Regions from separate parts of the Homo sapiens genome. Here region 2 is linked to region 1. Evidence: read pairs that join two places in POLR2A ChIA-PET (ENCODE). Cell type or tissue: MCF 10A. All regions are shown on one strand. Each heading gives the region's core, and the rest is flanking DNA. Links, peaks and the distances in the headings are about the cores only. Region 1 overlaps DCLK2 (doublecortin like kinase 2). Region 2 overlaps LRBA (LPS responsive beige-like anchor protein).

What was found. Peaks named below come from ENCODE experiments on the same cell type or tissue, not always from the same donor. Only the 100,000 strongest peaks of a DNase experiment are listed, where the experiment ranks them.
Region 2: POLR2A ChIA-PET joins it to region 1 with 6 read pairs; 2 of 35 experiments call an interaction of 5 or more read pairs at or near these places.

What each region holds. Positions count from the first base shown.
Region 1 is chr4:150,251,359-150,254,276 of GRCh38, forward strand. The region is part of intron 15 of DCLK2 (doublecortin like kinase 2); the gene reads left to right. Among named protein-coding and RNA genes, the nearest start is that of DCLK2, 170 kb to the left of the region's middle. In MCF 10A, for the core only: no CTCF peak of the experiment used is centred there; no DNase peak of the experiment used is centred there.
Region 2 is chr4:150,384,621-150,387,538 of GRCh38, forward strand. The region is part of intron 47 of LRBA (LPS responsive beige-like anchor protein); the gene reads right to left. Among named protein-coding and RNA genes, the nearest start is that of LRBA-AS1, 190 kb to the right of the region's middle. In MCF 10A, for the core only: no CTCF peak of the experiment used is centred there; a DNase peak (open chromatin) is centred at 1,221.

The DNA.
Region 1 (2,918 bases), core at 167-2,666:
CCGCACACCCTCCACACCACACATCCCCACACACCTCACACCCCCCACACCCCCACACAACCCACATCCCCCGCACCACACATCCCCTACACCCCCCACTCTACACACCCCACACCCCAACACACCCCACATAACCCCCACATACCCCACACCCACACCCCCCACACCCCCCACACCCCCACCCCCCACATACACACCCACACACCCCACACCCCCACATAGCCCACACAGCCTACACACCCCACACCCGAACACACCCCACATACCTCCACACACCCCACACCCCCCGCCCCCACGAGCGTGCAGCACTCTGTTATATGCATTGAGCATACACCAGGTACCCCCACACACCCCCAACACCCCCACACACCCCACACCCGAACACACCCCACATTCCCCACACACCCCACACACCCCACGAGCATGCAGCACTCTGTTATATGGATTGAGCGTCCACCAGGTTCTCAGCACCCACTGGGCCGTCATTCTCTTCTGTCCCCCGGCTGCGTTTATGTGGCCACCCTCTGTGTGTCCTTGCAACTCCCCAGCTGCTCCCCTGCCAGAAAGTGTGCTCTCCCTCTCTCCCTCTCTCCCTCTCCAGACAGAGCCTGGGTTTGCAAGCTGAGTCTTTTGATGGCTTGCAGGACTTTGGGGGCGCTCTGTGCCAAAGCAGTGAGAAGGCCTTTTGAGTTGTGGTTTCCCTTGAATTTTAGCAGTGTTTTGCTGAAAGCCTGAGAAAGTCAGAGTTGTCAAAGAATTACAGCTTAGACACTTTGAAAAGAACCATCTTGATTGAGCCAACAGCATGAGAATGTTTCCAGCGATTCCCTTGCGAGAGCTAGCATTGATGGATGGGCTCAGTGGTACACAGTCTTGCTGTGCACTGCGTTGTAAGGCAGCTTCTTGGAAAATTTAGAAAAATAAAACATTAAAAATTGGCATACTCAACGTGTCATGAAAAAACCTTAAGAAGAGAGATTGGTTAGGATCAAAATTTAATAACCATGTTAAGTCTTCTGAGAGGAAGAACCTTTAACCGCCCTGTGCCCAGGGCTTAGGAGAGTTTGCTCGGAGACTGTGAAGGGAGTCATTGCTGGGGTCACTTTTTGACTCAGGGGCCCAGATAGGAATCAGTGGCCATAGGCCTGTGCCCGGCCTCTTTATGGCTGGCTCTCAGCTGACATTCTGGAATGATTAGCTGTTCTACAGGCTCTGTCCTAGATAATGACGCTTAGACCCCCTCAGACAGAACCTATGTCGTGTGGTTTACAAATACCATTTTCCATTTGCTGATGAGGAGTTCAGGACTCAAAAGACAAACCCCTGGGCTCTGACAGGGTGTTTGTGTGAACAAACAACCCGTTATTGTTTGCAGCTCTGATGGTGATTGTAAATGTTGTATGTTTATGTGTGTTCAGTTGTCATTTTGCGCATGTTGGCAGGGTGTCCCCTCTAACCCCATGTTACCTACACAACTCTGCAGGCTGTTAGCTCAGAGGAACTGCTGATGTCATGATCCCATTCAGTACCTACAGGGAAATTCAATCAGTCTTGCCTCTGGTGGCACCCATTCTCGATGGCCAAAACACCAGCCTGTGACTTTTGGGCTGTCCCAAAAAGTGGGAGGGGAAGGCCTGCTGCTGATCCTCCCCTGGCGCAGGACCTGGTCTGGGGCATGGTTGTGTGGGGGAACTTGCGATGCTGCTGTATTGTCCTCCTCGTCCTCCTCATCCTCCTCGTCCTCCTCATCCTCCTCATCCTCCTCATCCTCCTCACGTCACTGTGTGTCCTGTCTTCGGAACAGTTTTAAGTGTTTTTACATTAAAAATAACCTCAAAATGACTCTCCCTGGTACTCATAGGTCCTCATAACTGAGACTGTGGGGCCAACCTGGTTTTCTGCAGATACAAATGATAGTGGAAATAGTGTCAACCGTCTGGAGGTTGAATCATCAGATAACTTACAGACAGGACCTTCCCATCTGCTGTCACCCTAGTGTTCTCATCCCCAGAGCTGGGGCCTGAGACTTCAGTGAGAAAATGATGGGCTAGAAATTGGTCCATAAAGGTGAAAAAAAAGTAAAGTTGATGGTGTTATCTGCATTTTGTTTGACAGTTTGATTTGACAGTTTGAGAGGCACCTCAGAGTTTCCTTCTTTACCCCGCTGAGACAGTGGGAGAGCCTGAAGCAGAATCCTGGTATTCACCACGCTGCGTCCGACCAGCGCGCCCCATCCTCAGCCCCTCTCACGCCTGCATGCTTGTCTCAGTTTCTGATGCCGCCGTCCGGCTCTCAGCTGCTTACTGGTGTGGGTCTTTTGTACCTACTCACATCCTTTCCAGCCAGCCAAGCAGGCCCCTGGAAAACTTTATTTTCAAACTTCTCAGCTTACCACACTGCCTGCCTTTCCAGACCAACAGCTGGTGAGAGCACGGGAGGAGTCCCATAGTTCTCCTACCGATGCTGTTTCCCACTTAGGTGAAAAGTGGCTTTTCGGAAAGAGCAGCTTAAGATGGTGCCTTCGTGAAGGCTTTTGTTCTTTCTCCAGCTGCATTTCCAAAGATGAGTTTGTATCAGTAAGTGTAATCTCAGCCAGCCTTTGGGATAAGAGAAGATAATTTAATGGGTGAGGCCTTGGTTTCAGGCAGGGCTGAGGTGTGGGATTACAGTTCCCATTTTCTTGGACTTGTCCTTAGCATGCGTAAGAAAGGACAGAGCAGGGTGCATGCAGGACGGCCTCCCATGTACCCCGGGGGGCTCGCCCCAGTTGCAGAGACCAGGAGAGACCATCTTGTGGTGGGAAGGGAATGCCGAGAAGCCGCCGTCACTCGGCGCCTGCGGTGCAGACTTGAGAAGGGACGGATTCAAGGGCATTGCCTTCTTCGCTGGGGGATTATGCCTTGTTTCAGGGGGAAGTT
Region 2 (2,918 bases), core at 241-2,740, 130 kb after region 1:
AAGGGCATTTTGTATCTTTAAAATACAGACCTAATTGTGGAGGTAGAGTAAAACAATATATATTTTGGTTAAATAAGGCTAGAGAAAAAGAATTCACAATTTGTTGGATTTATAAAATACAAACTTTAATTTCTTTTTTTTTTTTCAGAGGAAAGAATTAAGATTAGGGAAATGAGAGGAGGAAGGAGATAAGGGCTTTAAATGATTCTGATCTATAATTATCAGTATGAATTTTTCATGTTTTTCTTTTGCAGACATTTGGAATTGTCCTGTAGATTTTGTTGGCAGTTAATGATCGAGGCCTGCAGAGCACTGTTACTGTTCTTGATCCCCCAATTCATAGGTATAATCTTTATGTCCTAAACTATTGGTCATAAATATTAGTTAGCTAAGAATGCCTAAAAGTTGTTTACAAACCATTACTTGAAAAATGAACAGCCAACATTTATAGCATATTCAGAGAAAGTTAGTTTGAAAAATAACTCAAACTGTGTATTCGAATCATTGTATGTAAAAAAATAAATAAATAAAAATAAAAGTAGCTTTTCTTTTCCTTGTAAAACATTAGCTAGAAAAAGATTTTACTTTTTTCCCACATCACAGATCATCTTGAATGAGCAGGCCTGCATAAAAACGATCTTCACAACTCTTTATGTAAAAGCACAAAAAAAACAAAAACACAAACCTATACACTTTTAATACAAAAAATCTGCATTATAGCCATAAAGGGGCGAATAGACCAGTCATAAAAAATAAACTCGTTTTTTAGTTGATCCAATCTTGAGCAAATGTTTAATTTTAAAATTTACTATTGTTTTATTTTCTATTACAAGTATCTGCCTAATTCTGGGGCATCTGCTATACTAAAAGCAGAAAAAAATCATTTGGGAGATTAAAGAGAGTAAGAGAAAAATAAAAGGAGAGTCAAGGAAATGGATGGGTAGGAAAAAGAAAAAAGAAAGATGAACAGACAGAGGAAGAAGGGAAGAGGGGGCAAATTGGCTTAGTCAAGCTCTCTTGGGACAGTGTGCTGAGTTACCAGACCAGAAATGAGGGGTTGAAAGCTACTACTGATAACTGGTGCAGGCTGAAAGTGCTACTTAAGTGCCTGGTGTCTGTGGAAAAAAGAGGGAGGAGAGGTTTAAGACTAAGGATGCCAAGTACATTTCCAGCCAGCAGAGTAAAAAGGAAGCATTAACAGTAGCCTCAGGGGAAGCTAAGCATGCTATCCCATGAGCCAGAGGGCAAATGTGGCAATAGCAGTAAGTAGCAGCTGGATAAAGGGATAAAGAAATAAAGAAACCACAGGAAAATTGGCAGCTTTAGACCCATAAGGCTGACTCGGCCTCGTCTAGATACTTAGAGGAACAAACAGCCTGGAAAAAACACTGCCATCTTTCTACTGCCGATGGGTTACTAATCAACAACTGAGGTGCAATCAACTAAAATTTACTTGGCAAAAATTATATTAAGCATGGATTTAACTTTGTGGAACAGAAGCTCTGCTCAGAAGATACATGTAAGATATTCTCAGTATTTGGCATCATAATAATCAAAATCAGCATTCTCCATAACTCTCCAAATGATACTCCGAAATGTTTAAAATGAAAAAAAAAATTAAATACCTTTTTCTAATGCAGTATTTCATTAATGTTTTCTAAATATTATTTCATACCTCATAGTTTAACAAATTTAAAAAGGATACACATAAATATGCTCTATAGTATATATTAGTGACCCTTTGAGTATTAAGCCCAGCCTCCATTAGCTATTCTTCCTGATGTTTTCCTTCCTCCCACCCCCCACCCTCCAAGAGGCCCCAGTGTGTGTTGTTCCCCTCCCCCTGTCCATGTGTTCTCATCATTCAGCTTCCACTTCTAGGTGAGAGCACGTGCTATTTGGTTTTCTCTTCCTGCATTAGTTTGCTGAGGATAATGGCCTCCAGCTCCACCCATGTCCCTGCAAAAGACATGATCTCATTCTTTTTTATGGCTGCATACTATTCCATGGAGTATATGTACCACATTTTCTTTATCCAGTCTATCAGTGATGGGCATTTAGGTTGATTCCATGCCTTTGCTATTGTGAACAGTGCTGCAATGAACATCCATGCAGACGTATATTTATAATAGTATAACATATTCCTTTGGGTATATACCCAGTAATGGGATTGCTGGGTCAAATGGTGTGTCTGCCTCTAGGTCTTTGAGGAATAACCATACTGTCTTCAACAATGGTTGAACTAATTTATACTCCTACCAACAGTGTAAGAGCATTCCTTTTTCTACACAACCTCGCCAGCATCTGTTGCTTTTTGACTTTTTAATAATAGCCATTCTGACTGGTGTGAGATGGTATCTCATTGTGGGTTTGATTTGCATTTCTCTAATGATCAGTGATGTTGAGCTTTTTTTCACAAGCTTTTTGGCCACATGTATGTCTTCTTTTGAGAAGTGTCTTTTCAAGTCCTTTGCCCACTTTTTAATTTTTTTTTTGTAAATTTGTTTAAGTTCCTTGTAGATGCTAAATATTAGACCTTTGTCAGATGGATAGATTGCAAAAATTTTCCCCCATTCCATAGGTTGTCTGTTCACTCTGTGGATAGTTTCTTTTGCTGTCAAATTATTTTCATTCATATTCTTCCATTAAAAAAAGGTTCAAAGTTATGTCATAAGGCAATCTATATTACCTTTATATGGTTTTAGAATGGAAGGTAAATACCACAATGAGAGTTCTTGTTTTAAATAAGTATGTGCTGTAATATTTTAGTATAATATCCGAAAATAAGATTTACCAAGCACAACATTTTTCAAATGACTAGGCTTGATATATTTGATAAACTGCAATTTGTAATTGATTAAATAAACCCTGTTGGCCTAAGAGTTGCTCAATTCTCTCTTTTCTTCATCAGGGTTATT